Linked DNA regions of Mus musculus: regions 1, 2 and 3 are each linked to region 4. A link is a loop called in an ENCODE intact Hi-C map of the cell type or tissue named here. Cell type or tissue: heart. All regions are shown on one strand.

Region 1 (8,000 bases), 420 kb after region 4:
GCACTACTGCTCCTGCCTGGTTTTGTTTTGTTTTAAACAAGAGCTGGCTGTATAACTCAGGCTGGCCTAGAACTGTCATCTTCTTGCTTCAGTCTTCCTAAGGCTAGAGTCACAGGCCTGCACCACTAAGCCTGGCTTAACATCTTCACAGCACAATTGGTCCAGAAGCTGACATTAGTGTCACTAGACTAAGAGCCAGGTATCTTCAGAGTTGCCTCCTTTCAGAGGTTCAGGGACCTCTGTGTATTGATACGAAGTCACACAGTCCTCCGAGGGTGAAGTGAAGCTGACTATGGGGAAAATAGAAAAACGATGCAAGAGACAGGTATGGGAACGCTGCAGGTCATTACCACCACAAAGTGTATTTCTCCTAGCCTTCTTGTACTACAGTACCATGGGAAGCAAAGCTACAAGCTACCAAACAATTTTGCTGAAATATATACAAGACATTTGTTCTCACCCCAAAACCCCTTATTTCTTCCACTAAGGTCAATAAAATCTTTACCCTTGCTTTGAGCTTCTTATTGTTCCATGCCTCTGCAGGCTGGGAAATCTGCTAACAGACTCTGACCTGCCTTCACTCTGCCTGTCTCCACCCCTACCCCCACCCCCACCATCCCCCTGTACTCCAGAGAAGTGGCCAATAGCTCCCAGCACCTTTGTGCACTGCCTTTCCTGTTCTGCATTCCAGGGCTCCTGGTTCATTCCTGAAACCGCTGGTCTCTTCGGGCTGAGCTTTGGAGGATACAAACTGTTTGGCCTCAAAGACAGACGATCCATACTTGCAAATCAACTTACTTCCACTTCTTTAAAAGACTGAAAATCTTACTCCTTTCGTCATTATTGAATCAAATAAGATCTATGTGGGAGGCTAGGCGGTGGCTAGGGAGATGGCTCTGCCAGTAGTGATTACAGGACAAACCTGAGGCCTGAGTCCCCAGCACCCACAGAAAAAGCCAAACAGAGGTGTGCACTGGGAATCCCAGCCCCGAGGAGGTAAATGGATGGACTGAGGGCTGCATAGGTGGATGTATGGCTCGGTGGGTGGGTGGATGGGTGTGCATGCTTACTTGACCTACCAGGAACCATACCATCAACAAAACCAGTCTTACCCCCTCCAGCAGCTATCAACTGCCAATAGCTCCTGAGCTAGTGGTGGGAGCCCCATCCCCAGTCCATTCTGGGATGTTGATTGGCTTAATCTTGTGCCAGCAACTACAGCTGTTAGGAGTTCTTGAGTACAGCAGTTCTGCTGTGGCCAGAAAACACTGTTCACTTGTTCTTCTGACCTCAGGCTTTTGTGAATATTATGGGGGCAAATTATTCATTAGTTGATGGATCTTAATTGACTTTGAGTCTAGAATATAGCAGCACTTTGTTGAGTCAGTAGTTCTTTGGAGCTGAGGGGAGAAGGCTGTGTTGTTTGTTTGGTGGTAGTTTTGAGGTACACCCCAGTGAATAGTTTGAAGAAACCAAGACACACAGTGGGCTACTTATTTTACTAGCATTGAACTCAGGTTGTCAGGCTTGGTGGCAGGCACCTTTACCCACTGAGCCATCTCACTGACCTGCACCTCTGATTCTAAGCTGTTCCCATGTGAGAGTTACAGCAAGAGGGGGGTCCTTGTGTGATTTGGAAGTTACTGATTTTCTAGCTGCTACCTCTTCTCAGAAGGGTAAACAAATCTCTGGTTTGGAGGTGAGTTCTCAACTATGGTGCTCAGGCAAAAGCCATCTTCCTGTCTCAGGTGCCCCATCACAGGGACTCAGGCACACACCACTGTCCCTGGTTCAAGAATAGAGCTTGGCTTTTCAGCTTGGGTACGTGGAACTTAGCTTAAGTGACTGACCCCACTTGTTGGGCACGGTTTAGGTACTTAGTATAAAATGATGCCTGTAGTTTTTATTTAACAAAACACTTGAGACCATGGTTTTACTAAAACAACAAGAACAACAACAACTACCCTATGCTAGGAGATGGCTGGGTGTTTGCTCTGCAGGCATGAGGGACTGAGTGTGATCCTCAGAACCAATGAGAGGATGGTGGGTGGAGTGGTGCACATTTGCAATCCCCTCAGCAGAGAAGCAAAGACAGGAGGATCTCTGGGGCCTGCTGACCAGCCAGCTTAGCCTAGTGGATGAACTGCAGGCCAGAGAGATCCTGTCTCAAGCAGTGAGTGGCCTTCCTGAGGAAGATGCCAGAATGTGTCCTTGGACCTCTGTATGTGTGCTCATGCAGTTGAATGCACACTTACATGTGAATTGTGCACACACACATGGGAACATTCTCCTCTGACACCTGACATCTCTTTTTCCTTCCTGATCTATTCATAAATTTTGACAGTTTAGCCTTTTGTTTTCTGCCTTGTGGTGCTAAGGTTGGTACCAGGGCCCTGTACATACTAGACAGGCACTCTACCACTGAATTACATCCCTAACCTCCCTCTTTCATCTCCTTTCTCCTCCTCCTCCTTCTGGAGAGGGGGGCAGGAGAGACAGAATCCCTCACTTGGCTGATCAGGACCAGACTGGCCTCTAAGTGATCCACTTGGCCGCTGCCTTATTAGCTAGCTTTGTTATACAGTCCAGGACACCTGTCTAGGGATGGACCACAGTGGGTTGGCCCTCCTGTATCAAGACAATCATGCCCACAGAATAACCTAAATAAGACAAGTACACATTTGAGATTTTTTTAAAAAAAAATGTGATTCTAGGCTGTTTCAAGTTGACAGTTAATGTCAACTAGGACAGATAGATGAGTGGATGGATAGATAAGTAGATGGATGGTTGACACATGGGTGTATAGGTGACATGTTGGTTAGTTTTTGTCAACTTGACACTAGAGTAATCTTGGAAGAGGAAACCTCAGTTGATGAATTGCCATCAGACTGGCCTGTAGGCTAGTCTGTGGGGGCATTTTCTTGGTTACTGATTGATTCAGAAGGGCCCAACCCACCGTTGTGGGTTGCCACCCTTACACTGGTAGACCTGGGATGTGAAAGAAAGGCTGAGCAAGCCAGTATGCAGCACTCCTTCATAGTCTCTGTTTCAGTTCCTGCCCTGCCTGAGTTCCTGTTCTAACTTCCTTCCCTCAGTGATGGACTATAATTTATGAGCCAAATAAGCAGTTTTCTCCCCAAGCTGTATTTGATCAGTTCTTTTTGTTTTGTTTTGTTTTGTTTGTTTTTCGAGACAGGGTTCAGTTTTTTGATCACAATAGGAAGCAGATAGATGGAAGAATGGATGAACAGATGTATGGCTAGATGAGTGGGTGTATGGGTAGATGGGCAGAAGGACAGATTGGTGGATTGGTGGGTAGAAGATTGACAGGGGAGTGAATGATGCTGTGTAGATCCATGCGTGGGTAGAGAGTTGCAGGGTGGATACATGGTTGGAAGCTGGGTTGAGGGTGAATGTGTGTTGGACAGGGCTTGACGGGTGTTTCTAAATCGGATCTCCGCAGCTGACTGGCGGCCGAGCTGCCTATGAGTCCTGGAACTGTGTATCCTGCTTTCTTGATCAGCTAACAGGAATACGGGGCGGGGACGGCCTGGAATAGGGCGGGATCTTGCGTGGCCCCGGATGCGGCCCCGCCTCCGCGGAACCGGAAGTGAGCGGGCACAGGGAGCGGCGGGGCGCGGCGGGAGCCTGGTGGACCCTGCTGGTGCGGTGAGCGGGGGATGGGCGTCCTAGAGAGCTGCTGGGGGACAGGAAGGGTGTGGGATGATGAGTTGTCAGGGTGCCGGGCCTGGACGGGAGGTTGGGGTACAGGGTCTGGACTGGGCCCAGGTGATCCGAGTGCGGGGCAGGGTCGGGGCCCAGGGGTGCAGGGCCAGGATCTGTTGGTCGAGGCCTCGGAGTGTAGGGCTGGGACCCCTGAGTCAGGATTCCAGGCCAAAACCCGGTGTTCGCGGTGTGGGGCCGGGATTGTGACTTGGGGTGTGTGGCTGGGGTCGGGCGTCGGGACCCGGGCTGCAGGGCTAGGATCGGGGGTTGGAGTGCAGTGCTAGGAGGGGGAACCGGGGTGCAGAGTCAAGGCCAAGGGTTCGCGGTGTGGGTCCGAAATCGGGGGGTTGGGGTTGTGGTGTGGCGCTGGGATTCGGGATTCGGGGTGTAGGGCCAGGATTGGAGGCTCAAAGTCCCGGGTCGCAGGGTCTGGATGGGGACGTCGGAGCCCCGGGTATTGGGCAAGGATCGGAGGTTTCGGACACCAATGCTGAGCCGTTCATCCCGTCATTTGTGGAGTAGCTAGGGGTGCACAGCCGGTCTGGCTCTGAGGGGGCGGGCCCTAGGACACAGGCCCTAGGAATTTTGGACATAAAGAAAGGGGTGGGGTTTCAGAGCAGGAACCCAGGATGAAGTGCTAAGTCGGTTTGGGGTGTTCTAGGTCAGAGTGCATAATTATGGGTCTGTGGTAGTCAGAGTACCAGAACCTGGGAAAAGAATGTAGACCTGAGGCCTGGGAGATGCTGGTGGGGGTAAGGGGACTTTGCTTCTAGAATCTAGTGGAATGATGAGGGCCTGGGGGAAGCTGGTGGGCCTGGGGAGCCTGGGGTTCCAGAACCCAGTGGAATTATGAGGGTCCAAGGACCTGTAGGAAGTTGGTAAGGCTGAGCAGCCGGGTTCCAGCATTGGTCTCTAGTCCTCAGGACTGGGCTGAGAGGCCAACATCTGAGGAAAGGCCTGGGCACCTGAGGGAAATTTGCAATGGGGTCAATGGAAATCCAAGCGCCTAGCTTGCTTCCTGGAGCTAAGGAGCCTGGAATCCAGCCGCCCCTCCTCCTGGGTGTGTGCCCAGTCACTGCAGAGGTGTTTGGGCCTGGTATGTTCCTTTGTTTCCTCTTGGTCCGTGTGAGGGATGGGGACTTGTGGCCAGGGAGAAGGAATTCCCTGTTGTGCCCAGTGAAGCAAGCAGAGGCTTTAGCCCTTCCTAGTGGTTTGCCCTGGCTGCACTGCCTGGGCCTTGCCAGTAAGTAGCCCAAGCTCCAGTAAGTCCTCACCACCCAGTAGACCCTCACAGTCAGAACTTACAGCCCACCCCCCACCCCCCTCCCCCAGCGTCCACCAGGGGTCAGGCCTCTGCTGGCTCACCCAGAGTGAGTCACCAGTTCAGGCCCTGAGTCAACACTGCTTCTCTGTTTGACTGAGAAGGTTGTCACCAGAAGTTTGAAGGAGGGAGAAGCAGCTTTTGTGGGAGCTTCAGATGTAGAAGAGTGCAGAGGTGGGGTTGAAGAACTGATTGTGGTACTAGGTCTCCAGAGCACCCTGGGCCTTGCTAGACAGCTTCTCCACCCAACTTTAGCCCTGGCCCTAGAGCTGACCTTTAATTGAGGGCTTATGACAGTTATGCCTTTAACACCTTGTAAAATGCCAGGGAATTTAATTGGCCCTTCAGACTTTGACCTGTTAGTCGGGAAGGCACCTGGCATAACTCCGCACCGTCCTGAGCATCCTTACCTCCTTGTGCCCCTGGTCTTTGTCCTGGGCATGGTCGTGTCTGCCTACCAGCTTGTCTCTTAATGGAGTCCTGGGCAGGCTAGCCTACTCCGTCTGTGCACTGGCCTCCATAGGCATGGGGTGGGGGTTGCCCTTTCCATAACAACTCCTGACCCAGCCACCTTTGCTCCGCTGCGCTATAGGTATCAGGTTCAGGGCCTCAAGATGGTGGATTCCTCCATCCTGTGACTAGGTCCTCTCTGACTGAGCTTCGTGCTGGCTGTGTGGGGCTGAGTGGCTTTCTCTGTCCCCGTCTGATTTCTATCAGCTTTATTGATATTTCACCCTACACGTGATCACCCGATTGAAGGGTTCAGTGGTTATCGATGTATTCAGAGTTGTACAGCCATCACCACAAACAGTTTTGGCCTTCTCAGAGATCTACATAGAATGTGCATGCCCATGGTCCCAGTGGCTGGGAATGCTGAAGCAGAGGACCTTAAGACCAAGGAGTTCTGGCCAGCCTAGGAACAAACCTGGAGTCTGTCTGTCTGTATGTGTCTCTCTTTCTACTCCTCCCTCCCACTCCCTTTTTGGTGGTGGTTGGGATGCATTTGAGACGGATCTCTATAGCTTTGATTAACCGGAAACTCACTACGTACACCAGCATGCCCCCTACACTTGCAGCCATCCTCCTGCCTCCTGAGTGTTGGGATTATAGGCTGTGGGCACACACTATCAAGCTGGGCCGCTCTGCTCTGTCCTTTAGAAAAGAACGAAACTGGATATCTTAGCCTCGAATTTCCCCTGATTAGCTCTCCTCTCAGCCCTCCTCCCACATTGCCAGCACCCCCCACATCCCATTTGCTGGGGATCAAGTACAGAGCCTCGAACACACAAAGCTTGTATTCCACCCATGAGCTCCAGCCCTGCCTTTTTCCTCCGTTTCCTTTTTTGTTTGTTTTGAGATGAGATCCTTCCATTGAGCTCCTATGTTTAAGTGTCATTCCCCCAGTCCCCTATCACTGTGCCTGGCATCTTTGTTATTAAACAGGTTAGCTATCTTTTTAACTAATGATTAGTAAGTGCTCTTTATATATTCGGAATCCATTATTTGAAAACCATTCTTCTTCCACAGGTCATCCTGTCACGTGTTTGCTTCTTGGCAGGGTCTCATTCTGTAGTCCAGGCTAGCCTCAAACTCTACAGCCTCCACCTCAGCGCCCTGAGTGCTGGGTTCTAGTTTATATGCTGCCATACAGGTTCTTGTTGGTTTTCTGGTGGTTATCTTTTGAGGAACCAAAAAACATTTGAGCATTTAGATGAGAAGGCTCAGTGGGCAAAGGACACTTGCCACTGAGCCTGACACCTTGAGTTCAGTCCCTGGGACATATGTGGCAGGAAAGATTCAGGCTATCTATCCTCCGACTTCCATAAGCACACCACAGCACACTTGTTGCTCCACAGACCCATACATGGACACAAACAGACACATCCATACACATAGACACATAAAGGCAGACAGAAAGACATACACAGAGTACTTCCCAGTGTGTTTATTCTGTTTTTATATCCTTGTGTTCTTTTTTTTTTTTTTTTTTTTTTTTTTTGGTTTTTCGAGACAGGGTTTCTCTGTAGCCCTGGCTGTCCTGGAACTCACTCTGTAGCCCAGGCTGGCCTTGAACTCTGCCTCCCAAGTGCTGGGATTAAAGGCATGCGCCACCACGCCCGGCTGTATATATATCCTTGTGTTCTTAACATAACATCTGAGATGTTATCAGCAAATTGCAGTCAGAAGCATTCATGTTCATTTCAGTCCTTTGGTGTGTGAGAGATGGGTACAGGGGCCTTATTTAGATCCCAGATTACACAGACTTATTTTTCAGTTGGTTGTTTTCGTGGTTCTGAAGTTGAGAACATTGAGCATACAGCTAGGGACATGGCTGGGTTGCAGAGTGTTTGTGGAGTAAGACCCCGGTCTCAACCCCAGCATTGCTGCTCACTGGCTCCATATCTGGCTTTCCACATGGATTCTGGGATCAAGTGCAGGTCATGAGGCTTGTGCAGCAAGCACTTGTATCTGCTGAGCCATCTCCCAGCCCTGATGAATGGGCTGTGACTAGTGGGTTTTTTGTTTGTTTGTTTGTTTGTTTGTTTTTTTGTTTTGTTTTGTTTTTTTAAAGGTGGTCTCACATAGCCCAGGCTGGCTAAGGATGGGAGTTATAGAACTCTGGTCCCCCTGCCTCTACCTCAAAGCACTAGGATCGCAGGTGTGTGCCATTGTGCTGGCTCATGTTTTAGCTTTTAGAGGCAGGCTGTCCTGTCTCTGCCGCAGCTGGAGTCATAGGCGTGTGCTGCCATGCCAGGCTTCGGTTTCTAAATGCAGTGACAGAGTTCTGTCGCCCTCCGCCTTCATACATTAGAATGGGAAAGAAATGTTCTATCTCAGCTGTACAGCGAGCAGGGCAGGTGCCGACCACAGAGGCTGAGATCTCAGCTGCATTTGGGGTTGGTGGGGGGGGTTGGCTAAGTATGGGGGGTGAGGTCTTTGAATCTGCGGAGTC
Region 2 (8,000 bases), 50 kb after region 4:
TCCTTGGGAAATCACCGGGGCAGCCAGAAGGGGTGCCAGAGTTGCCCAGCTGGTCACCCGTGTGTGGGTCACTTGTGAAGCTCTGTCTGTGGACAAAAGTGTCTGTCTCAGAGATGGACCAGGATCCCCTGAGATCAGAGAGCCAGGTTCCCCCAACACAACATTACTCCATCTAAGGCTCTAGAGTTTGTTAAGATGTCAATCATTGCTGACCTGGTCCTGGACAACGTCCAGCCTTTCTTAGTGCAGGCAGAGACATCGTAGCCACCTCTCTTCATATTCTGGCCTCTTCATTAACATCGACTTATGTGGGACTGACCTGGGGTAGGCATGAGCTCTCGGCAACCTGTCCTAGCTCTGTGAGCCTTAAAGACACCCCCCCCCCAGGATGGCAATCGGTTGGGATAGCCCCCTACACACAAGGAGGCCTGAGATCATTGTCTTTTGTGTCTTGGGCTTGCGATGGTATCAGATTGAGAATCTGGGGAACATTGGATGCAAACATTGACTTAGGCATTCAACAAACACTGGCTGCTCTGCCATGTATTTACTTTTAAAGATTTTATTAAAAAAAAAAAGCCAGATGTGGTGGCACATGCCTTTAATCCCAGCACTTGGGGGGGCAGAGGCAGGCGGATTTCTGAGTTCGAGGCTAGCCTGGTCTACAGAGTGAGTTCCAGGACAGCCAGGATTACACAGAGAAACCCTGTCTCGAAAAACCAAAAAAAGAAAAAAAAAGATTTTATTATTTTTGCTGATATGTATGTGTGCGTGTTTGTGTGCATGTATGCGCACAGGTATTCAGGTGTCTGCACAGGCCAGAAGGTATTGGATTCCCTGGAGCTGGAGTTACAGGTCATTGTGAGCTACTCTTCCCTGGTGCTAGGAACTCTGCGCCCTTTTTTTACTGGGCCTCCTCTCCATACCCTTGCTGATCCTATTTTTCAACCTAAAAATAGGTCTCGGGTAGCCAGCCCATGCTGTCCTCAGATTCACTGTATAAAGTAGGGTGGCACTGGCTGGATCCTCCTGCTTACCCCGCCAGAGTGCCTAGATGAAAGGTGTGACTCTCCATTTGGGCTTTGCCCACCTCATAGGTTGTGGGGGAGTGAACAGGGAACTGTTCAGTGAACAGAGAAACTGAGGCATACTGAGACTGGTCACAGGCGAACTATACTAATACCATGTCAGCCAATAAGATGTGTTGCTGGCACAGGAAAGCCAACCAAGTTCACATCTGCCACAATCACCGCCTCGGAAAGCTGAGGCAGGAGGATTACTTCGAGAGTTAGTTCAAAGCCAGCCTGGGATACACAGTGAGACCCAGCACATCACCCATAATCCTGCAGACCCTCAGCAGGGCTCTGGGGCTCAAAAGGCAAATCCTGTTGGTGTTCATGTTCCTTTGATCTGCAGCAGCGAGGAAAGCAGTAAGAGCAGGCAGCGTGTGGGGAGCATGGTGTGGAGTAAGCTCTGTACCTAGCCTCAGCCAAACTGGGGACAAAATGCTGAGACCATGATCGGGCCTTGCAGCTTGTTGCCAGGTCTTCCCCTCAACCCCCAGGGCCTTTGTATGTGTCTTCTTTTTGGTTTTTCGAGATAAGGTTTCTCTGTGTAGCCCTGGCTCTCTTGGAACTCACTCTGTAGACCAGGCTGGCCTCAAACTCAGAAATCAGGCCTGTCTCTGCCTCCCAAGTGCTGGGATTAAAGGCGTGTACCACCACTGCCTGGCTCATTGTGTCTTCTTGTCCTTTGGGTCTCAGCCTGGATGCTGTCCACTTCCACCCCCAACCCCCATGGTCTTGGTCAGAGCATCATCTGTTGTCCCTGCCATGTTACTTTAAAAGCATCTTTTGGTTTTACCTCTCTTGCTGATGTCTGGATGGTGTGGGCCACACTGCTCTGCCCTTCCCTCTGGCACCCTCCAGGGTGCATGGAGCTGGTGCTTAGTGGAGGGTGGGAAAGCAGAGTATTATCTGTGGCAGCGAGCAGGCCTACCCCACCATCTGGAGACAGCTTCATCTAATGCTGGAGGTGGCCACAGTGCCAGCAGTCACAGCATCACCCTGGTAGGCTCAGAAATGCAATACACCAAGAAAGCTTGACTTAAGCAGCCGTTTTGTGCCACAGCTGAGCAGATATCACACAACAAATATAGAGGAAAAAGGTAGGAATGTTCTGGGCCCTAATGGGTATGGAGCAGTCTTACCTCTGGGTCTCTCAGATCCAGCCTTCTGCCAGAGCCTATCCAATGCCTCAGTGTACTCATCTGTAAGTGGGGATCATTGCAGCCAAGCTTGAGGGTCACCAGGAGAACACACAGGATGATAAGGGCAAAGCCCCAGTTCACACAAAAACTCTTCATCTGCCCACTGAGTTCATGAGCATTAGGGTATGCTTAAATAGGGATTCATATCTGGGTGTGGCAGCTCACTCCTTTAATCCCAGTACTTGGGAGGCAGAGGCAGGGGATCTCTGTGAGTTTGAGGCTAGCCAGATCTGTGTAGCAAGTTCCAGGCCAGCCAGGGCTACATGGTGAGACCCTGTCTTTAAAAAAAAAACAAAACAAACAGGGACTAGAGGGATGGTTTATTGGCTAAGGGTACTTATAAAAGTAAATAGATAAATAATAAATTAAAATAAAGTAGGGGTTCCTGGCTAGGAAGGCTGGCAACCATTGCCAAGCAGTTCGGGGCACTGGCACTATATCCAGAGCCATCTGGGGAGCACAACCTGGGTAGGGGGCTGTCTTTTAGAGCCATGTTGGTTGTTGGTTGGAGACAGATTTCACTTTGCTGTCCAAGTTGACCTCAAACTCATTCTCCTGCCTCAGCCTCCTGAGTCTTCAGTCTTGAAACAATAGGCCTGTACCACCATGCTTGACCAGACATGCTTGTCAGTGTCCAAGACAGGAAACTGAGCACCATAGGAGACACTGTGAGCCAGCAGGGGCCTAGAGCCCACAGTGGGCCTGACCGTTGCCCTGCCTTCCCCACTTCCAAGCAAGCAGCCTCTCTTCTTTGGGCCTCAGTTCCCCTTTTGTCCCACCGGGGAAACTGAAGTAGTCAGCCACCACAGCATAGCGTGGAAAATGTTTCCAGCCCCACTGTTCTTCCAAGTTCAGCCACCACCTTGAGGTATGGGCAAGAGTGGACCCCTGCTGTATCCCTGACCTGGTTCTCCTGGCTCCAGCATCTGCCCTGCCAGGTCCTACTCCTGTGTCTGTGCCATCGTGGGTAATCCTGAGCCTGTTGGGGTGACCAGCCATGACTCACCCAGGTAGCCATCACCTGCAAAGACCTCAGTGTCCTCGCCTGAAAACAGTAACACCCCCAGCTAGCTCCACACCTGAGCTCATCCCCGAGACCACTGCCACCTGCTGGAAGGGAGTAGTACTGTATGGGGTGGTCCTGACCCACAGAACTGTCACAGGAAGACCTGGGAGTCCCTACAATTACATCAGACCTATCCAGATGCAACTCTGGAAGCGCTCAACTTGGCCAGGCATGAGGGCTCACCCCTATCATCCTGATACTCTGGAGTTGGAGGCAGGAGGATGGCCAAAAGTTTCAGACCAACCTGGGCTCGAGTCCCAGCATCAGGTCCCCATCAAAACAGCCTGCACAGTCCCTCTGTCTAAGTTGTGACCTTGATGAGTTTATATGGAGCATGCTGCCCTGTCACTGATGCCCTTTCTAGAACATTTTCTTCACCTGGAAAGGGCCCCACCCTCTTACAGTCTCCCGGTTCCCTGTTGTAGGCACTGCTGGTGTTTATATTTGTATCTTGTCTCCTGGCACAGTTTTGGGGTGACCTCGGAGTCTCATGCAGCTCATGTTTGTTTGTTTGTTTTCCTCTCCTGTTTTGTTTTTGAAACAGGGTCTTTCTATACAGCCCCAGCTAACCTGAGCCTCACTATGTAGGCCAGATTAGCCTTGAACTCACAAAGATCCTCCTGTCTCTGCCTTTTTTTTTTTTTTAAAGATTTATTTATTTATTATATGTAAGTACACTGTAGCTGTCTTCAGACACTCCAGAAGAGGGAGTCAGATCTTGTTACAGATGGTTGTGAGCCACCATGTGGTTGCTGGGATTTGAACTCCGGACCTTCGGGAGAGCAGTCGGGTGCTCTTACCCACTGAGCCATCTCACCAGCCCCCTGTCTCTGCCTTTTACCCCAGCGTTAGGATTGGGAGTTTACAGCAGCACACGCAGCCACAGGCTCTTGCCACTAGGCTCTGCTCCCTTGTCTTCCTCCTGGCACCATGCAGGTAGCAGGACAGGCTTTAGAGTCCCCAGATCTTGCCCAGTAGGTCTTTCACGGGCTGTGTGGCCTCAGGAAAACCACATACCACTCTCTGAGCAGGTTTTCTCACCTCTAGTGACAGCAAGCAGTAGCCTAGTCTGTGGCACCTTTACCCCCACTGTTTATGAGTAAGTATTTCAATCATGTCACAAGCTCCAGGCTTGGAGGCACAGAGCAGAAGTTCTAGGGACTCAGTGATTAAACAGCCCAGTGCACTCAGAAGTGAATGTTGAGAAGTGGGTAATCTGGGGACAAACAGAGGGAAGAATAGTGCCCTTGGCACGTGCAAAGGAGTTTGGGAACAAACATGGCTCTAGTGGTGAAGGTGAGCAAGGGTCGGGGGTCATAAGGTAAAAGGGCAGGGGCCAAAGAGGTGCTGATGCCCATCTTGGAGAGATTGAAATTCTAAAATTCTCTCTCTCTTCTCTCTCTCTCTCCCTCTGTCTCTTCCCTCCCTTTTTCTTTCTCCCTGTGTGTGTGGTATATGCATTTATGTGTGTGTGTGTGTGTGTGTGCTCACGTGTGTGTACATGGAGGCCAGTGGTACCAGGCTAGTATCTTCCTCTTTCCTCCTTAGATTTTTTTAAAAAATTAAGATAGAGTCTCTCAACAGAACCCTGGAAGGTCTGGAATTCTCTATATAGGCCAGGCTAGCCTTGAACTCACAAAGATCCAGAATTTTCCTTGGATGACTTTGAGTCTGGGAGTTGACCTGCTCCCCCCCCCCACCTTCCTGCATTACGGGGTCTTCTTTTTAGGGTTACCCAATACCTGGTACTATGGTGCTAGGGAAGCTGGCAAAAATGTCACAGCTGCCTTGGGGTGTGGTTCAATGGCCTGTGTGGTATGTTCTAGACCTCAGATCTTATCTCTAGCACTGCAACACACACACACACACACACACACACACACACACACACACACACACCCCGCAAACAAAAAACACCAACACAAAAGAACCAGAAACAAACAAAACATCACCAACCATATGGTTCTTTAAACAGCAGGAATGTATTGTCACAGCCTGAAGGCCAGAAGTCTAAGGTCAAGCTGGTGGGTAAGGTTTTTCAAGGCTTGCTTGCGGTGCCTCCTGAGCTTTTAGGGCAGCCTCCAGCCACTTAGCTGTGGAAGCTTCACCCTGACTTAGCCCCCAGGTCCACATGGAATCTCACTGGTGGAATGCTCTGAATGTCTATGTGCCTCCCCATGGGGCTTGTGTGCGTGTGTGTGTCCCAGCCTACAGCCAAATTTCTTCATCAGGACACTAATGGCTTATCGTGGTGCCTTCCCTGAGCCTGCATGGCCTTCTGTAAGCTACTCACATCTAGCAAAACCTTTCAGAAAAGGTTGTGTTGTGTCAACCAGGGTCAAATGGTAGATAGGAACTGAGCAGGACATGAATGTTCCTGCCTCCCTCCCAACCCACGCCCAGTGTGAAGCCACTGGCCTCTGACTAAGGGCAAGGGACAGATCCCCGAAGTGGCCCAGACTCCTGTTGGGTCAGTTTTAAATATTAGCCAACAGACACTTCCCAGTCCCCTATTCCTCCCCAGGAGCTGTTGAGGTGCCTGGCTCGTTCCGGGGAACATAAGCCCTATCCCGAGGGTGAGGGCAGCTCTATGCCAAGGTTCTCATCACAGAGATACAGAGGAAGCTGGGCCTGTCTTAGGGTTGGCTGTCTGGAGATCCTGGAGCCCTGGAGGTGGGTAGCAAGAACAAAGGAAGTACTTCACCTGATAAAAACAGTTCCCAGAGAAACACATATACGCTTCATATACAGGAGTGCGAGTGTGTGTGTGCGCGCAGAGAGGCAGAGGCCTGGAAGTCAAAAGTTCAGGGCCAGTTTGTGTGCATGCTTCACACACACATGTTCTCAGGAATACACCAACACCCTTCTACACACATGCTTGTGGGTATTTGCAGACATAAGAACCCACAAACACATGCTTGCATGTAGCACCTCAGCCCTTTCTCAGGACACAGCCAGTCTGACACCTTGCAGGGAAGCCCGCAGATCACTGCCTTCTTCACCCTCCACAGAATATCTCAGTTGGAGCCTCAGGGCATGCTAAGTCTGTATCCCAGCTGTTAAATAGCAAGACAGAAAGACACCTTTAATGTGTGAATCACAGCCCCCTCCACGGTCCACTGCCTCAGGTTGCCAGGACTGACTGCCATTGGCTGGGCTCCATCCGGGATTAGGATGACCCCTGTAATAAGAATTCCCTCTCATGTAACTCCACATACATCTTGAACTTCGAGTCTTCCAGAGTCTCTGACTCAAGCCCCTTAGCAGCTGGCACTTGCTCTTTGAAAGCTGTAAAAGGCATGCAAGTTCTTGGTCCCCCAAGCAGCCAGCCCAAAGACAAGGGTGGGGAGGCCAGGGCTCCAAGTGAATCTTGGGTGCCCACTGGAGTTGGTCTCAGAGGGCTTTCCAGGTGGCCACTCAGGCCACAGCCAGTCCACCTGTATGCAGCTGGGTGCTTGGAGTGGCCCTGGTAGACAAAGTCTCCATCTTGCCATGATCACTTGGGCTCTGCTTCTTCTGCCTCCGCTGCCTGGGCTGGCTGCCCTCTCCTGGGGCTCGTGGCTGGCTACTCTGCAGCAGCCGCACCATCTCATGGTCCTTGTGGCCCAGCACTCGGGGCAGGAAGAGAGAGGACTTTTGTGTGCGGCGGGTCTTGAAGCCCCTGCGTGGCCGACCCTTGCCATTCACCGACACGTACCAAGGTCTCTGGGCACCAGGTTGCCGTTGAGCTCCTGGCCCACTGGACCCTGTGCGGTACAGGCGGGAAGCATATGTATTGTAGCCCAGCTCATGGATCCGTTCCACAAACTCACACTCTGCGTTGTAGTGATCCTGTGAGACAGAAGCCACAGTCAACAGCCTTGGAGCCATGATGTCAATGGGGCTACATCTCCCCAATGCCTCCCTTTCTCCTAAGGCTGCCTGGACCAGCAGTCCACACCTGCCACTGTCTAGGCAGCTTGGCTATCCAACCTGTCCAAGTCTGTGCCCTGCTCCAAGTGACTTCCTTCCACTATCCCCTTTTGCTGCAGCCTTGCACTTGGCTCAGTGCTTGGTATGTGGTAGACAGAGCATGCTGGAGGTGGCTGGCTAGCTGGTGTGTCAGAGGGTGGATGAATGGATGTGTTGGTGAGTGGCTGAACAGGCAGGTGGATGTAATAGGTGGATGGGTAGCTAGGTATGTTGCTGGGTGGGTGAGTGACTGTGTAGGTGGATAGACAAATAAATGTATCAGTGGTTAGATAATTGGGTGTAAGGATGGTACATGGGTGGATAGATGGATGGATGATAGGTTGGGACGTATGAACGAGTGTATAGATGGAGGTGTGGGTAGATGACTGAGTGTGTAGGTGGGTGGATAGATGGCAGGCTGAGTAGATGGGTGGATAGATGGATGGATGGATGATAGACAATGAATGGACAGACTGTCATGAAGGATGAGCTGACTTCATTCAGCCTGCTTTTACAGTAGAGGGAGCTGTGGGCAGTTGTGGTCGAAGACTTCCAGGAGGTGGGGATTGACTATGGAATGTCACTGTCCCATGGATATAGCACATAGGCAGCCACATTACGCACCCAGGACACCCAGGGACAGGTCTACAGGAAGAGGCCTTAGACACCAGCCAGCAGCTGAAAGAAGCTGGGACCTGTCTGCAAGTCTGTAGG
Region 3 (8,000 bases), 98 kb after region 4:
CAGAGCAGAAGCTGGAGTTGGGGCCCCTTCTCCCTGGTGCTCTGCCAACCTCCACCTGCAGCCCGGCTGGCAGTTGCAATGCCCAGTGTGGCAGGCTGCAGGGTTGTGGGCGCCAGTGGCCCCTGAAGTGGACGACGAAGCCTTCGAGGTCTTTCTTCCCAGTTCTCCCACCCCGGTGTCCATTCTTTAACCAAATGTTTTTCATTTTACAGGAAGTACGGCAGGGGCTAATCTGAGTTTAATTTTTGAAGCCAGGCCTTTGATTCAATACTTACTCATTTGAGTAATTAATGCCTCCGAGCCCAGAGTCGGAGAACAGCACAGTTTACCTCGCCGTTTCCTTTCACACAGAGACAGACCTCACAGCACTCGGGACCTCCAAACCGTTAATTTATACCCCCTGAGACATTCCAGGGGTGGCTTAGTGGCCAGGGGCCACTTGGCAGTTTCCACCTTAGAGCATAAGAACTCGCTTCATGTGCTTTGGTCCCCAAGTCCCATGACAGGAGCACTTGCCTGTTTAGTGAGGATTAGTGAGCCAGGTCTTTTGGTGGCTACAGGGATTGGAGACAGGACTTCATTCATTTGGTCAAGAAGCCTTCGCTGAATACTATCTGCTAAAGGCTTGGTAGAAAGATTCTAAAGGGTCAGTGCTTGCCCCCAGAAAGAAAAGTCTGTCTGCCCCAGGGGTGGGGGTCGCATCAAGGGTAGAGATGGTCAGGGACAGCCTGAAGAAGAGAAGACCCAAGGGAGAGATCTGGAGGGTGGGGACAAGGAAAGGCTGGGTAATGACCAGTTTGGGGAGGGACCAACCCCTATAGGGATGTACCTTCCTCCCCTTTCCTTTTCCCCTTCTTCTTTTCCTCCCTCCTCCCTCTCTCCTCCCTCTTTTCCTGGCCTTCTTTTACAAAGCATAAGCCAAGCTTAGCCCCCATGGCCATCAGCATTCTCTGCCACCCCTCCTGTGGTAGTAACAGGGCCACCACACCATCGTCCCAGAAGCCCCAGTTCATGCTCTGTATACAGCAGGGGCTGCAGCGATCATGGTTTTTATTGATAATTCAGAGCACAGAGCCTGGGTCTCAGCTGGAACCTGAGCTCTGGATGAGATAGGGTTCTTAATGAATGCTTGCTAGAGCTGAGGCAGGGGACAGGGCGTTAGGCTTGGAGTAGCCACCTATGGCCCTGCCAAGGAGGGTCCTGCTGGAGGTCCCAGCTGGACCTCACCAAGGACAGGCCTGTTGGAAAAAGAACAGATGGTGGGCTGGTGACACTCAGGGCCACTCAGGACATGCAAGGCATTTGGGGCCACTGGTGGCCTCTTAGAGGGAAGGGAAATACACCAGATCCATGGCGGAGCTGGGGCCCAGGAACATCTGCTCACTGTGATGGTTAGAACCCATCCTCAGGCCAGGCTGGCAGGTTCTCAGCAGCACAGGGCATGCAGGAGGCCCTCTGTCCTTAACACAGAATGTACAGGGCTTTCAGAACCCCTAAAATGCTTTCCACAGAAATTCACAGTGTGAATTGCCTGCTGCCCAGACTGGCTCAGTGTCCAGAACTAAGAAGCCACAGAGGGGACAAAACAGGCTGGGGACCATTCCTTCTTTAGCAGGGCCCTGGGTGGACAGGCTTGCAACCTTCATTAGAACCCCTCACTTCCCAAGGCAAGGGACTCTAGCTCCTTAATTCACTGATACACAGGCTTGGTATGTGTTTACATTTGGAGAGTGACTGTACTGTCATCTCTGAGGTGGTGGCCAGACTATGCCAGTGGGTCAATCCCAAGCACGTGTCAAGAAGGTGTTGAACTTTATAGCCTTGAGGCCCTGGACAGAGAGGTGATTTTTTTGCAAACCTGTAGCTACATCCTACGTCCAGCACTCCTGACAGTCCCTTTAGCTCTCAAAGCCTTGGCTCTAGCACCCACAGGCTTGTAAACAGTGCATATGTCCCAAGCCCACCAGGTCAAAACCAACCCAAGCCCACCAGGTCAGAACGCCAACCTATGGCTGCAGAGCTTAGAGGTCAGAGTGGCTTCCTGGAAATGGGGAGACAGGGGCTTTTGAAAGGGACAGTCACGCTGCTAATGCTGGGTTGAGGATTTGTCTCCCTACAGTGACAACACAGTCCAGGGGCATCACGTACCCTCTTATCTCTGACTACCAACCAGATGCTGGCCAGGGGGCTGCCTCTGCCACTTGTCACCTAGTTGGTGACACTAAATCTCTTCATGCCTTAGCTATTACCTTCTTCCTCTCCTCCTCCTCTTTCTCCTCTCCTCCCTCTTCTCCTCTCCTCTTTTTTCTCCTCTTCCTTCTCCCCTTCTTTGTCTCCTTCCTCCTCTTTTCCTAGTCTCATCTTTCTCTTTCACTTTCTCCTCCTTCTCTCCTTCCTCCTTCACCTCCTCTTCCTCCTTCTCCTCCTCTTCCTCTTCCTCTGCTTCTTGCTGTTTTGTGAGCTGGGGTCTCACACTTCAGCTAGGCTGGTCTGGAACTTGAGGCAATTCTTCTGCTTCAGCTTTTGAGTACTCTTACTTTCTACATCATAAGCAAGGATGGCTATTGATCCTACCTCAGAGACTGGCTGAAGGAGTAAACAAATTTTCAGAGAACTGTTTGGGGCTCCCTATCATAGGCCATGCCCTGTGCTTATGTCTGGGTCACTCTACCCAGATGTGACCACAGGAGCTCAGTGTGGAGTGGTGCAGCTGTCCAGAGAACATGCAGAAAACTTTTGTGTGGCCTCGTAGGGCAGCTGCTAGGTCAGCATGGGGCTGTAGAGTCTGAAGGAGACCATAGAACAGACTCTGGTATTGATGACAGTCTTTCTAGAGTTGGGGGATTTTTGTGGTCCTGCAGAGACACCACAGCCACAGACTCATATCAAGGATGCAGATTGCAGACACAGGACACACACACACACACACACACACACAGAGAGAGAGAGAGAGAGAGAGAGAGAGAGAGAAGCAGCAGGAGGGGCATTCTAGGAGCATGCCCATGTGCACCCAGGCATCTCCAATCAGGATGCTAAGGAAAATAAAAATCTCACAAAGCAGTGCCATCTTGTGGTAGCAGTGGGGCCTGGCTGCTCTTCCTTCTGGAGGGTTTGCCCCAAGTCTGCCCTCACCACTGTTACATGACCCACAGCAGAAGCCCCAGGGCAGTCACTTGTTTAACCTTGTATCTCGGAGTGCAAGAGATGTCCAGGGGGCTCTCCCCAGCCCACTGACCCAGGTTGCTGAGACTTCCCAGGTGTTGGGCTCTCTGGGAAGAACTGAGAGCCCCCTTATAGCTCTGACTCTCTCCACTTGTGAAATGGGGCCACCACAAAGTTTCTTAATATGTCCCACTCTGTATGTGTCACAAATAGCTAGGACTGTCTCCCATGGCAGGTCCCAAACCAGAGCTACCTATCAATCACTAGGGCCACCAGGCCCAACACCTGACTCTGAACCCTGCTTGTTATTTCTGTGTCTTAACAATCTCCCAGGGGATGGGGGTATCTGCATCTTCAAAAGACGGGGTAGCACCCCATGCAGTCCTGGCTACATCCTGCTTCATAGGATCCTCTGTTTTGAAGCAGGGACTCTTTCCTACCCTGTCTCTAGTTGCAGCCTGTAGGAACAAGGCTCAGAGCTGCTCAGGTACTAAGACACTTTAAAGGAGCACATGAGGCCTGGAGCGCCTCCTGCCTTTAGCTCAGATCTGTTGCCTATTTGAGAGGGCTTTGAGACAGACTGGATCCTGTCAGTTCACCTGTGCTTTAGTGGGGACAAATGCAGAACTGTAGGAATAAGGAAATGAACCTACAAGAAGGCCCTGCTAGGTGCTGAGCCCTCGGAGACTCATCTACAATGTGGGCTTTGTGCCGTCTAAGACCAGCCCCATCCTGGACTTGAACTTGGGCCTTGTGGACCAAGAGGTCTCCTACCGAGGGAAAAATAATCTGCAGCTGGCTATTCCCAGCCCCTCGTGGATCTGGGGCGTGGTGCTGTGATGGCCACGGGCAGCCCTGCTTCACGCATTTTGATAATTTACTCGGCACCAATTAATCTTTCCGTGTTGATAGACGCGGCGGCTGAATTCCCTCCCAGGGAGAAGGTGACATTCTCAGGCTCTGAAGGGCTTTCCCCTCCTTCCTGGAACGCTGATGTTAATTTCCCTGGAGTACCCCTGGAAGGAAGCTTCAGAACAGGCAGAGCTTGGTGGGAACCTGATGTCTGAAGCTAGTGCACTGGCTCCCAGAGGAGGGTCACGACATCTGCTAATTGCCAATCAACTCTAATGTGAGACAGAGCTGGAATGAAAAGTCCCTTTTTGAGGCTGGGGGGCCAGGGAGGGAGAGAGAACGATGATGCAGGGCTTCCAGGCCTACAACATGCCTGCCAGACTCTTTGGTACTGTGTTGTGAATAAATAAAAGGTCTCAGAGAGGAAACCACAGGCACTTTCCTACAGGGAAATCTGAGAGAGCTGGGCCAACGGGTAGGTTCTGGGCCATCTGTGATGGAAGTCCATAGCCAAGGCCAGCGGGACTCTCTAGGCCTGATTCCTGCCTGACAGGACCATGATGTCCTTTACCCTCCCTTGATAGGCACCAGCTGTACCCCATCTATGAGGGTAGTACCCTATTCTGAAGGGTGTCTGAGGTCCATCCTGAGCGTGACTGGTGCCTTCTGCCACTGGCTACGTTCCTGTCCCGAGTCTGGTAGTGCTTGAGCTCAGCTCCAGGAAGCCAGTGTGCCCACAGCAGGAGGAAGCAGGATGTTAGGAGGCCATTTTGAGAAATAAGACAGTGGGAATCTTGCATCCTGGGACCCTGAGCCACTATCCTGGTACTTCATTCGGAACCTTTCCCCCATGTGACCTCAGGCCCTGCAGTGAGCAGAGCTATGCATATATCTGAACGACATATACAGGGACCAAACACTGGCTGTGTGCAAGGCTCTGTGCTCAGCACTGGCTTTTACCAAACATAGAATCTTCTCCATTGTCCAGCCAAGAGGCAGGCTCTGCTATGGTCCTGCCTCTGAGGTCCCTGGGGCCACCCTCTAAATCTAATATCCAGATTCATTCATAGCTGCCACCCTTTCCTTCCTTACTCCTGAACCAAGGCCCGGATTCCACAGAGAGGGTCACCCTTGTAAACAGTACTGTTGGGAGCTCACAGTTCAGGGATTGCTCCTTCCTAGGGTTGAAGCTGATAACAGCTTGAGGGCTATTGCACACTAATGGCCCCATAGCTGTCTGGTGCGGAGTCTCTGTGCCCAGTTCTAAACACCCTAGTGGCCTGGGTCAAACAAGGGACATTCCCAGAAGGCCCCTCCAGCCGGGCAGGTGAGCCAGGTGCAGGTTAATGACTCAATGTAGATCACCCATTTACCTGAGGGACACTGCCACCCCTTATCGCTGGACGATCAAACCCCAGCCATAAACAGTGGCCTTTGCACACCCAGAACCCCTGACGCCGGCCTCCAGCACTGACTCTCTTGTTTATTTACGGAGAATATTTTTAGCTCTGAACTCCTTTACCCTGAGTGTCCTGACTTTCCTCTCTTCTCCGTGGACAGACAGGAAACAGTATGCATGTGTCTGGCCCCAATACAACAGTGACTCTGGGGCAATGCTCTGGCCACTGGGGTCACACTTCTGTCAGGAACTGCATATCACAGTGGTGAGTCTTACCAAGCCCTTGAGGGTATGACTGTGTGTGCTGGTCCGATATGGTCATGGCTCCCACCGAGATTTGCTGAGGAGTTGCCTTCCAGGGGACCATGGTCAGCACACCAGGGACAGTAGTCAGCACTGTGATTTCTTCTGAATTGGGCTAATCCTAGACATGTCCCCCATAAGGGATTCCTGTGTCAGCAGCAAGGTGAGCCCCAGGATTTTAGCATGATATGTGTCCCTTATCCATGTTTCAGAAAAGACTCCCAGATTCCTACACCCCAAAGTCTAGAACTGAAATATTGACAGTCACTGAACATTCATGTCAGTTTCCATACTGGAAAATGGGGCCCATGCCCCCCACAAAGCAAACAAAACTCCCATATATACAGCAGCTTGAAATGGCTACTTTTCCAATACTTTATTTTTATTTTTTAGATAGATGATAGGGTCTCATGTTGCTTATGCTGGTCTTTGAGGCTAGCCTTGACTGTTGATCCTCCTGCCCCAGTCTCCTGCCCCAGTCTTCTCAGTGCTGGGATCATTGTCATTCATCCCCGTGTCCTGCATTAACCTGCTAGAAGGAATGAATGAAGCAGGCAAACTCTCTCTAGCCCAGCGCTGTGATTCTGCTGCTTGTGAGAGACCTCTGTGTCTGTCAGGGTGGAAGCAGGTGACTACTCCAGGTGAGGGGATTGAGAGCAAGAGATGGTGGCTAGTTTAATTACTTTTCTTACTGACAAAAAAACCTGACGAGGCCACCTTAAACTAAGTTTGAGGCTGCAGCCTATCATGGTGGAGAAGGCATGATGGCAGGAGTGTGAGGAGGCAGCCCAGTCACATGACATCCCCAGTGAGGAAGCAGAGAGAGAGAGACAAATGCTGGCACTCAGCTCACTTTCTCAATTTTATTTAGTCCTGGTCCCCAGCCATGGGATGGTGCTACTCACATTCTGGATGGGTCTCCCCTCCTTGACTTAATCTAGAAACGTCCTCATCCACATGCCTCCCTGGTGAGGCAAGGTTTTGTCATGAAGATATCAATACTAACCACCACCTTGCCATGGTATTAAGAACCCAGCAGGAGAGGGGGCTTGTGTGATGGGGATTCTGCCACCTATCATAGAGCAGGCACATACCGTGTGCTCTCCTTTCTGGTCTCTGCTATGTCTCCTGGGCTGCCCAGTGGAGTCCAGAAGCCAGGAGACTAGGAAACCTTTTCCCCAGGGACAGAGAAATGGCACTGGTAACCCTCGAGGGCAAGAAGAGAAGGGTCCAAAGCATGACTCCACAATACCTGTGCAAAGTTCTGCCAGCTGGGCCAGGTTCTGCAGGCAAAAAGATGTGGGCTAGGTGTGGAGAGCCAGAACCCATGGGCAGATGGCATCTGGAAGGTTCTGACCCCTTTCTTCCAGATCACGGATGTACAGTGTGCTGGGTCATCATCCAGGAAGGATGCTGAGTGACCTGTTTGAGCAGGCCTCTCTGTGTGCAGGGTCAATAACTTCAAGATCCATGTGACAGCCAGAGGCAGGTGCTATGTGCCAACCTTGGGGTCAGCCTACAGGCAAGGTGAGCTAGGGCTGGCAGGAGCTCTTCTCAGCTCAGTGGGAGTAAGGCTCTGCTCTCCTGGCTTTGCAGGTGTCTCCCAGCCTCTCCCTGCCCCCCTCTGCAGAATGCTCTCTTTCCCACACTCACAAACCTGGGACAGGGATTGAAATGTTGCAAACTGAAAGGCAATTCCCTCAGGAGCCCACATTTCATGTCAGAGATCCTGGGATCTAGTTCAGAGCGGGTCTGTGACACCACGCTGCAGCCATTTTGCCTGGGTTCGGTACTCTGTCCCTGGGACTGTGCTGTTTTTCCTCTTAGCATCCAGGGGTTCCCCAAATATGTGAGGGGGGCCTTATCCTCTGCCATACTCAGGGGCCAGGTTGATGATTTCCATGTTAAGGCTAAGCCTTTGTGCAGTGGGGTAGAGGATGGGGAGCCACTCCCCAGCAGGACCTCTGGGTCTGGAGAGTGGACTGTTAGCAGACCTCTCTCTACCCCAAGTCTTAGGACCCAAGCCCTCTGTCCCAGTCCTCAAGCAATGTCACGCCATCCTAAGCTAAAAAAAAGTTGTCAATTAGCATATATCAACTATTCACGGTAGTTGTTATTGTGACATTTGCATACATATATAATGCATGTTGGTAACACCCACCCCCATGATCCTCTTGTCTCCCACTCACAAGTCCCTCCTTTCCAATGACCCCATTTTACTTTCATGCCTTTTTCTTTATTTTGTCTCAATAAGCTTCACCAGGGTTGCCTGGATAAGAAGGGG
Region 4 (8,000 bases):
CTTCTGCCTCCACTTCCCAAGAGCTGGGATGACAAGGAGCCCCACTGAGCTGGGTTTATGCAGTGCTCAGTTGAACCCAGGGCTTTGAGTGTGCTAGGCAAACCACTCCACTAGCTCAATTTCCCAGCCATGTCATGTTTTTTGAGACAGGCTCTAACTCTGAGGCCTTTACCTCTCAGCACTCCTCCTGCCTTCGCTTCCAGAAGATTGGAATTTTCCAATTATCCACCCCAACTGGATATCCACGCAGAAGCTGGCAGTGTGCAAATCTTCCTGGTTTTTAACTAGTGACATTGAAATCTGATCATTATCAACTTTCCAAAACCCTGCTCCTGGTTAGATTACATTTTCTGGGTAGTAACTGCAGCCTCGCCTGGGACCAGGGATAAAGGGATCCTTTCTGTCTAGACCTGCAGCTCAGGAAGCTTTTCTAATGCTTAGGTGGTTGAGTCTCCTACCATTGTGAGAAGAGAAGCCCCCTGGATCTGCCGGCAGCTGTCCTGGATCTGCCGGATAATCCGCAACTCCTCCCGCCCACCATGCCAGGGACCAAGCCCACACTCTGTGGGTGGCCGGAAATGAATGCAGTGGGAAGCTGTCCCTAATCCTAAGTACCAGAATATTCCTAGTCCCCAGGCTTGAGGTACCAGTGGTAGTCTCCCAGACTGGTGCCATATTCCCTTGGGGAGCCTACATGGCTCAATAAGCACAGGCTGTGTCTGCCTAAGCATGCAGAGGTCATTGAACTGCAGGTAGAAGACAGTTGGCAGATAAGGCTCTGATAACAGGCTAATTCCAGGAACCAATTGCTCCTGCCCTGGCTGATGGCACTGAGACAGAGCCACCAGGCAGGAGGGGCCATGTTCCCTGAAAAAAAATGTGAACTGTAGATAAACACAGGATGTATTTCTCCTGGAGAATTCATATGGACAACTGGTCACTCTTTTTTTTTTCCATATAGAAACAATGGATTATGGGGCTTCTATTTTTAAAAAGGAGAGTCTGAAATGAATTATGCCCACCAGATCCAGGGTGGCACTAGAATTGGGGGGCAAAGCTCCCATGGGGCCTTCCTACACTATTTACATTAGTGCAGAATGGAGGTCGGACTCCTTGCCCAGCACAAATAAAGACTTCAGGAAGATACAGGCAGGAGATTTGCTTGGGCCTGGGTGTCAGCTTTCAGCCAGGCAGGGGACCCCCTCCTCTGAAGCCCCTTCCTTTCTCTGCAGACCCCTTTCTTTCTTTCCTTCTTTCTTTCTTTCTTTCTTTCTTTCTTTCTTTCTTTCTTTCCTTTCTCTGTGGTCTTTTCATGTAGATAAATCAACTTCAGAGCCACAGACAATTTGGGGACTCTTAAAGAAACAAAACAACAAAAACGTTAAGTCCGGTAGCCATCCTTCCCCACTGGGGGACCTCGCACTGGTACTGCCAGAGGTAGGGCTGAAGGCTTCTTTGAACCCAGCCTCTATTCCTACAGAGCACTAGCCTACATACTTCATGACTACCGATTTTTAGGGGTTATGTGAACCTAGCCATCTCGCCTCACTCCAGTTCCCCCAGGTCACAAGCAGATGAGCATCTTGGGTACTTTCTAAAGTATCTAATTTTTGCATCACACCATGGACCTAAGAAAAATTGATTGAAAAGACCCTTCTTTCCTTTTTCTTTTCTTTTTTATTTGAGGGAGGGGGAGGAAATCGAGGACCACGAACACGCAAAGCCAGGAGAGGAGGCTTTCCTGTTCAGTATCAAAGGGGCCGAAAGCTGAATGGGACTCAGCAGTTAGCCCAGTCTTTGGGAAGATTAGACAGCTTCTCTGGTCTCCCTGCTCCCCCGCTACAGCCTGGGGCCATCACTTTACGCAGGGCGGGCAAGAGCAATATTAGCCCCACTATCATTGGTACCTTGCCCTCGAAGTTCCTTTTGGACCTGAGCAGGAGGCGAAAGAACAAACAAACAAACAAAAACAATACGGACCCAACGCGGCCGCGAGCATCCCGCCGCGTGGAGGAACACTCACCAGCCCGTATATCTTGCCGTCCGCGCTCATGCAGAGGTACCGCACGCTGCTGACGTCCTTGATGGCAATCGTCTTCAGAGCGACCGCGCGGAATTCCAACAAATCTGCGAGCAAGAGAAAGATGTTGCCGGGCCCCAGCAACACGTGAGTACAGCGGGGCCACACTGCATCGCCCTTCCCCAGCTCCAGTCTGGAAGTCAGGGGTGGGAGGATGTTAAGGCCACGGCGACACACCCACGTGCTTCTGGGTCCTAAGGGACCGGAGGGGACGGGCTGAATGATACTCACTTCGTTCGTTTTGGTCCTCCTCGCAGTCCACAGAGCCGTCGCTCCGGATTCGGAGGAAGCAGTTGGAGACATAGGGACCAGCGGAGTACAGGTACTGCAGGCGGGTAATCTTGCCCCAGCCGTAGAGAAAGAGTGGATCTTCATCTGACACAGACTGGGATTGCTGAGCCAGGGGACGCCCAGACACAGCCAGCCACAGAGTGGCCAGGACCAGGGCTCGGGCCACCGCACGCCCGTTCCACTTTCTCGCCATGACACCTCGGGGTCCTGAAGGCCGTTACAAAGGTGGCGCGGAGACTGCGATGCGGCGGGGACTCAAGTTGCAGGCGCAGGGCAGGCACAACCCACAAAGCAACTGGGCGCTTGTGGCGTGGGGCGCACAGAGTTACTGCTCCGACAGTGGGGTGGCTCCGGGCACGCGGCCTTATATACGTTTCGTCCCGCGGGCCCCGCGGGTAGGTGACCCGGGCATCAGAGCATTTCTCCTCCTAATTGCATCAAGTCTCCGCCCCCCGCACACACCCATTCAAGCCCCAACCCAGTGACCCCGCCCAGGCCGGCCAGATCTGGCAGAGGAGGAGCCCCCCCTTTGCGACCCTGGCCTGGGGAGCAAGTGTTCAATGCACAGTATCTTGGTGGTTATTGAATAGGCTATTTTAATTTTACTATTAATTATTGAGGTCTTCAGGCCCTGGGCTTTCAGAGGGATGCGCGTGGGACAGTCACAGAGACTAGAAGGCACGCAGAGCTCTGCCTCCGTAGCCCCCTGTTTGAGTCTTGAATCTCTCCTTTAGCACGCTATCGCAGATCCTACCCTCCCTCATTCTCCCGGCCCCAGACCTAGGCTCCCTTTTCATGGATATTTGCCCTACAAGGTGGAGACCTCGTGAGAACGTGTCGCACGCACTAGGTGGCGCTTCAGCCCTAGTTTCGGTCTCCAATGTGCTGCCAGTCGCTGTCTGCACGTCCTCTGCCTGCCTCGCGCGTGGACTCCACAAGTGGAATGTCACTGGGGCTGCGACTTTTGAGAAGGGTGGACTGACCAGCGTGCAGAAGCACGGCAGGCCGCGGGATCCCCTCTTGGGTCGATGATCAGGCCCTTGAGTCTGTGCGCGGGGGACAGCTGCGTACCGGAGAGGAGGGGGCCAGCTAGGAGCAACGGTGGACGCTGCTGGCGGCCGGTCAGGTGGGAGGAGAATGGGGGCTTCTCCTAGAGCCGCTCTTGCAAAGAAAAGGAGGCAGCCTGCAGAGAATTCCCCTGCCTGAAAGAAAGGGTCCTCGCAGGGGGCTTTGGCTCAGCGCTTATCCTTTCTCATTATGCCTCCAACCCCCCAACTCCTGTATGTGGGGCCCCAGGAGGCTGGTTTGGGTAAAAAGGTACTGGCCTAGCTCCGTGGTGATGGGAGGTCTGTCTGCAGGGGCGGGACAGCAGAGAAATGGCAGATCTGATGAATCTCAATGAGGAACACGCCACTTTCAGACGCCATCAGTGACTGGCATTAATGACGGAGCTCTGGGAGAATGTCATCAGGAAAGCCTTTACAAAAAGACATCACCGAAGGCTCTCAGGACCGGGGACTCCCATGCTGTGAGGCTTGTTTTAGAGAGCGATGTCTCCTGTAAAATCTAATTACTTCTCCCTTGTGATTCTCAATCGACAGCGCGGGCTATTAATCTTAATTGCCTTCTCCTGACGCTTTTGTTTTAATGTCCGTGATAAATGTGGGGTACCAGGGAGGTTGGCAGAGGCTTTACTGAAGAGTCCCCCCAAATTGGGCTGGAGGGTGGCATGCGGGTGGCAGCACCCCATCCCCACTCTGCGCCCTTCTCAGGGACTCCCAGAAGAGTTAGAGATGTTGGTAATGGAGTGATCAGAGGAAAGTCTGTTGGGTCACTGGGGGCCGCCATAAGAACATTCTTCTCCAGGGCGGGTTTTACTTCCACCTCTGAACAAGGTAGAAAATGGGACTCTGGAAAGTGACAGAGCGCCCCCAAGGATGCACATCGTAAGAGGTGAAGATGGAGCCTTGTTTGTGACAAAGGCAGGATGGCCTGTCTCAGAGCACAGGAGTGACAGTGGATCCACAGATGGCTACTCCCTGGGCACATGGTGAACTCTTGCCAGTTACATCAGCCTGCTTTTGGGCTTAACTTGTGTTGTTTGGAAGAGTAGACATAGGAGTCCTAAGATCTCTCTGTGTATAGAAGAGCCTGTGCTTTTCACACGGAGAGCGAGAGTCTATTAAGTGGCTTTTTATAATTACAGCAATGTGGGAACGAATCGCAGGGTGTGAGGTGGGCGTGCCCAGGAAATTCTGATCACCACTCCTAGGTTTTGGGGATATCCCCCCTCCCCGGGAGAAAATTGAAGGAAAAGAAAGAAAGAAAGAAAGAAAGAAAGAAAGAAAGAAAGAAAGAAAGAAAGAAAGAAAGAAAGAAAGAAAGAAAGAAAGAAAGAAAGAAAGAAAGAAAGAAAAGGGAAAGCGATTTTTTGCAAGCAGGGGGCGCTGTTGTTACTTTATAGACTCTCTTGATGAAAGAGAAGGTGCCTGCTGCTTTCTGCGGCCTCTGGATGCAGATCTAGTCCCCAGGAATCTCCAGAGCCTGTGTGGTGCTGAGACTGGGTTTCTAATCTGTCATCTCAGGGACTGTGTGGTATGGGGGGGAGCAGTGGCAGAACTCCTGTGGCCTCTGCTGTTTTCTCGGGGCCCATGCTGGACAGATGGCCAGAAGGGCTTGGTTTAGGGGCTTTTTTGTTTGATTGAAAACAAACAAAAACAAAACAAAAGGCCACAAAACTTTTTATTCTTTGAAAGTTCCATATATGGGGGCGGGGGGGGTATATGTGGGTCTATCTGTGTGTGTGGGATATGCTGATGAATGAAGACAGAGATGCCAGAGGTGTGATGAACCCCTGGAGCTGGGTGTGAGCTGCCCCGATGTGGGTGCTGGGAAATGAATTAAGGCCCTCTGGGAGAACGGTAAACTTCTTAACTGGGGCTAGAGAGATGGCTCGGTAGTTAAGAACACTGGCTGCTCTTCCAGAGGTCCTGAGTTCAATTCCCAGCAACCACATGATGGCTCACAACCATCTGTAATGGGATCTGAAGTCCTCTTCTGGTGTGTCTGAAGACAGCTACAGTGTACTCGTCATATATACTTACATACATGAAATAAATCTCTTTAAAAATTAAAAACAGGCAAATAAACTTCTTGGGTTTTTTTGTTTGTTTGTTTGTTTGTTTGTTTTGTTTTTGTTTTTTGTTTTTTGAGACAGGGTTTCTCTGTGTAGCCTTGGCTGTCCTGGAACTCACTCTGTAGACCAGGCTGGCCTCGAACTCAGAAATCTTCCTGCCTCTGCCTCCCAAGTGCTGGGGTTAAAGGAGAGTACCACCATTGCCCGGTGCAAACAAACTTCTTAACTGCTGAGAACTGCCCCGACCCCCCTTCTCACGTCCTGATTTTGGTTTTTGGTTTCTATTTTGCTTGGTGGTTGTTATTGTTCTGGAAGTCACCATGAGACCCAGCCAGGCTGGCTGTGATCTCAAGGCAATCCTCCTTCCTGCCTCCGCTTATCATGTGCTGGGATGACAGGTCTGAGCCATCAGTGTCAAACTTAGGAAAAGAGTCAGAAGGCCAGGCCACAGCCAAAGGGGAAAGATGGGAAGAGTGTGGCTATAGGTACCAAAATGTCCCATATCATGAGTGTGGGAGTAACATTTGTTAACGCTCTGAGAGGGTTGGCAAGATGACTTAAAAGATACAGGTGCTTGATGAAGACGGAGCTCACTCCCCAAGGAATGGGAGGAGAGAACTGACCCCCACAGGTTCTCTTCTGACCTCTGAATATGCACTATGGCATGGGCATAACAGGCACATAAGTAACTGTGCCCTTCAAATCAGGTTGGGGGGGTGGAATTTGTGTAATTTCTAAATTTTTACAGAGCGAGCCGTGTTCGAATTTTAAAGATGCATTAATTTTGAACCTGCTATATATGTATATTTTTTCTTTTTCTTTTTTTTTCCCCATTGTCGAGACACACTACATAGAATGTGCCCAGCAAACTGTTTTCCGGGTGTTTCAGGGCCACCATACTCATGTCATGGTGGAAGTATGTGTCACCAAGTGTCTCCAGGACTCTTCTCAGCTTGGAAAATGGAAACTTGTGAGAGGGTATATTTTATTTTAAATCATACCTACAAAAATCGGTTGGGAAGATCCCTTGGGTGTAGTGGAAATAACCTTTGACCCAGTGTCTCCATCTAGAAAATGCAAGAGGACATTGCTGCAGAGCTTCTTTGAGAATGTGGTGTCTTGCCCTCAACTGGAGGAGGCTGGGCCCACAGAGAATGAAGGCAAGCCAACCACAGGCAACCCCGGGTCTGTGAAAACTCACAGTCAGTTATCCCTGAGTTCACCACTAAGGGCTCCCATCCCCATGGCGATGTGCTCTGCTGATGGGCTCGTTTCATGCTGGCTTCCCAAGGGCACCAAGGGCAGGCCAGGGTATGAGAGCCAATGCCCAGTCGAGGTTGTGCAGGGTGCCATCCCACGGCCATGAGAAAGGTCAGGAGGAGAAATAAGGATCCACTAGCCGGATGGACAAAGGGCTTTGCCTCCTCTGCTCCTTATCCTGTGTCCCTTTAGGCTGCTTTCCTCTGAGCTGTGCTGGCTGTCAGTCATTTAGATGGAGACTCTGGAGTGCAGTGCTAGCCAGAGCTCAGAGGTTACCTTCCTGAAGGCCAGTGTTTAGGATGCCAGTGAGCTAGGGCCTGTGAGGCCCCTAACTTACATGACTCAGTCTCCTGCTGTCTGCCTGCAGAACTGGTGCTGGTGATGTTGCTAGGAGCCCAGCAAGGTGGGTGGAGTCACTAGGGTAGAAATGCATCCCTGTGGGCAGAGCAATCTCCCCATTTCCAGTGCCTGATTCCCACGCCTTCTGTTTGTTTTAAGAGATCCTTCTGGAAGTTTCCTCACAAGCCACTTAGAGTCACAGTCTCTGTTCCTCTTGAACTAGGGCCTGGTGGCTCTACGTGTGTTTATATGACATCCCTAGGGATACAGTGCTGAAGTTTGAGTCATGTTCTTGCCCTGATGATATAAGTAACTATGGCCAGAGACACACTTGGCACCATCTGAAGACTCTCCTGAAGGGCAGCATGGTGTTTTTCCTATTCCAGACCAGCACCACCATCCCCCCATACCTCCCAAGCAATGTTCAGCCTCTATGAGAATGGCTACAGCCATTTATGGACACTGTCTATCTTCTATTGATGCTTATGCCAAGCAGAAGGGGACAATTTTCTCCACACTGGCCACTGGCAAGCAGCAGGGCTAGAATCTCAACACAGGGCCACTGGCCTCTGTATGGATACCTCCAAGAGTGGAGAACAGATGACCATTGACCAACAATGACTTCCATGGATACTGACTCCTCAGAGCACCCAAGGCAGGAAGCCAAGGCTCAAGACATGAACAAGAGTGAGATGTGATGGTGCACACCTGTCATTCCAGCACTCCAGAGGTAGGGCAGGAGGACCGGGAGTTCAATGCCTTTCTCGGCTAGATAGACAGTTCAAAGCTGGGCAGTGCTGGTGCACACCTTTAATCCCATCCCTTTGGAGACAGAGGCAGGCAGATCTCTGTGAGTTCAAGGGCCAGCCTGGCCTACAGAGTGAGTTCTAGGAC

What was found. Hi-C counts contacts between places; a loop is a spot of excess contacts. Peaks named below come from ENCODE experiments on the same cell type or tissue, not always from the same donor. Only the 100,000 strongest peaks of a DNase experiment are listed, where the experiment ranks them.
Region 1: it touches region 4 in a loop (2.7-fold over the local background); 2 of 42 quality-filtered maps call a loop at or near these places.
Region 2: a loop joins it to region 4, with 6 times the contacts of the local background. A loop is called at or near these places in 21 of 42 quality-filtered maps.
Region 3: it touches region 4 in a loop (7-fold over the local background); 35 of 42 quality-filtered maps call a loop at or near these places.

What each region holds. Positions count from the first base shown.
Region 1 is chr7:144,466,358-144,474,357 of GRCm38, reverse strand. It overlaps Cttn (cortactin), which reads left to right and starts at 3,423. Exons shown (of 18, transcript NM_007803.5): 1 at 3,423-3,669. In heart, a CTCF peak has its summit at 4,984; DNase peaks (open chromatin) are centred at 3,577 and 4,767; H3K4me3 peaks cover 2,739 bases; H3K27ac peaks cover 3,036 bases.
Region 2 is chr7:144,841,741-144,849,740 of GRCm38, reverse strand. It overlaps Fgf3 (fibroblast growth factor 3), which reads right to left. Exons shown (of 3, transcript NM_008007.2): 3 at 6,393-7,166. The coding sequence ends at 6,753. Among named protein-coding and RNA genes, the nearest start is that of Fgf3, 7.1 kb to the right of the region's middle. In heart, a CTCF peak has its summit at 3,391 (motif pointing left); no DNase peak of the experiment used is centred here; H3K27me3 peaks cover 5,159 bases.
Region 3 is chr7:144,793,709-144,801,708 of GRCm38, reverse strand. No RefSeq gene overlaps it. Among named protein-coding and RNA genes, the nearest start is that of Gm34964, 8.9 kb to the right of the region's middle. In heart, a CTCF peak has its summit at 3,077 (motif pointing left); a DNase peak (open chromatin) is centred at 5,498; H3K27ac peaks cover 855 bases; H3K27me3 peaks cover 7,078 bases.
Region 4 is chr7:144,891,243-144,899,242 of GRCm38, reverse strand. Fgf15 (fibroblast growth factor 15) reads right to left here and starts at 2,711. Exons shown (of 3, transcript NM_008003.2): 1 at 2,312-2,711; 2 at 2,024-2,127. The coding sequence starts at 2,564. It overlaps Gm26793 (a long non-coding RNA gene), which reads left to right. Exons shown (of 2, transcript XR_003946907.1): 1 at 1-2,167; 2 at 2,338-5,122. RefSeq lists a cis regulatory region at 2,845-2,859, enhancers at 3,700-3,732, 3,753-4,104, 3,562-4,104, 4,079-4,125 and a promoter at 2,626-6,286. In heart, CTCF peaks have their summits at 3,209 and 4,821 (motif pointing right); DNase peaks (open chromatin) are centred at 2,632 and 3,212; H3K4me3 peaks cover 2,864 bases; H3K27ac peaks cover 1,203 bases; H3K27me3 peaks cover 6,558 bases.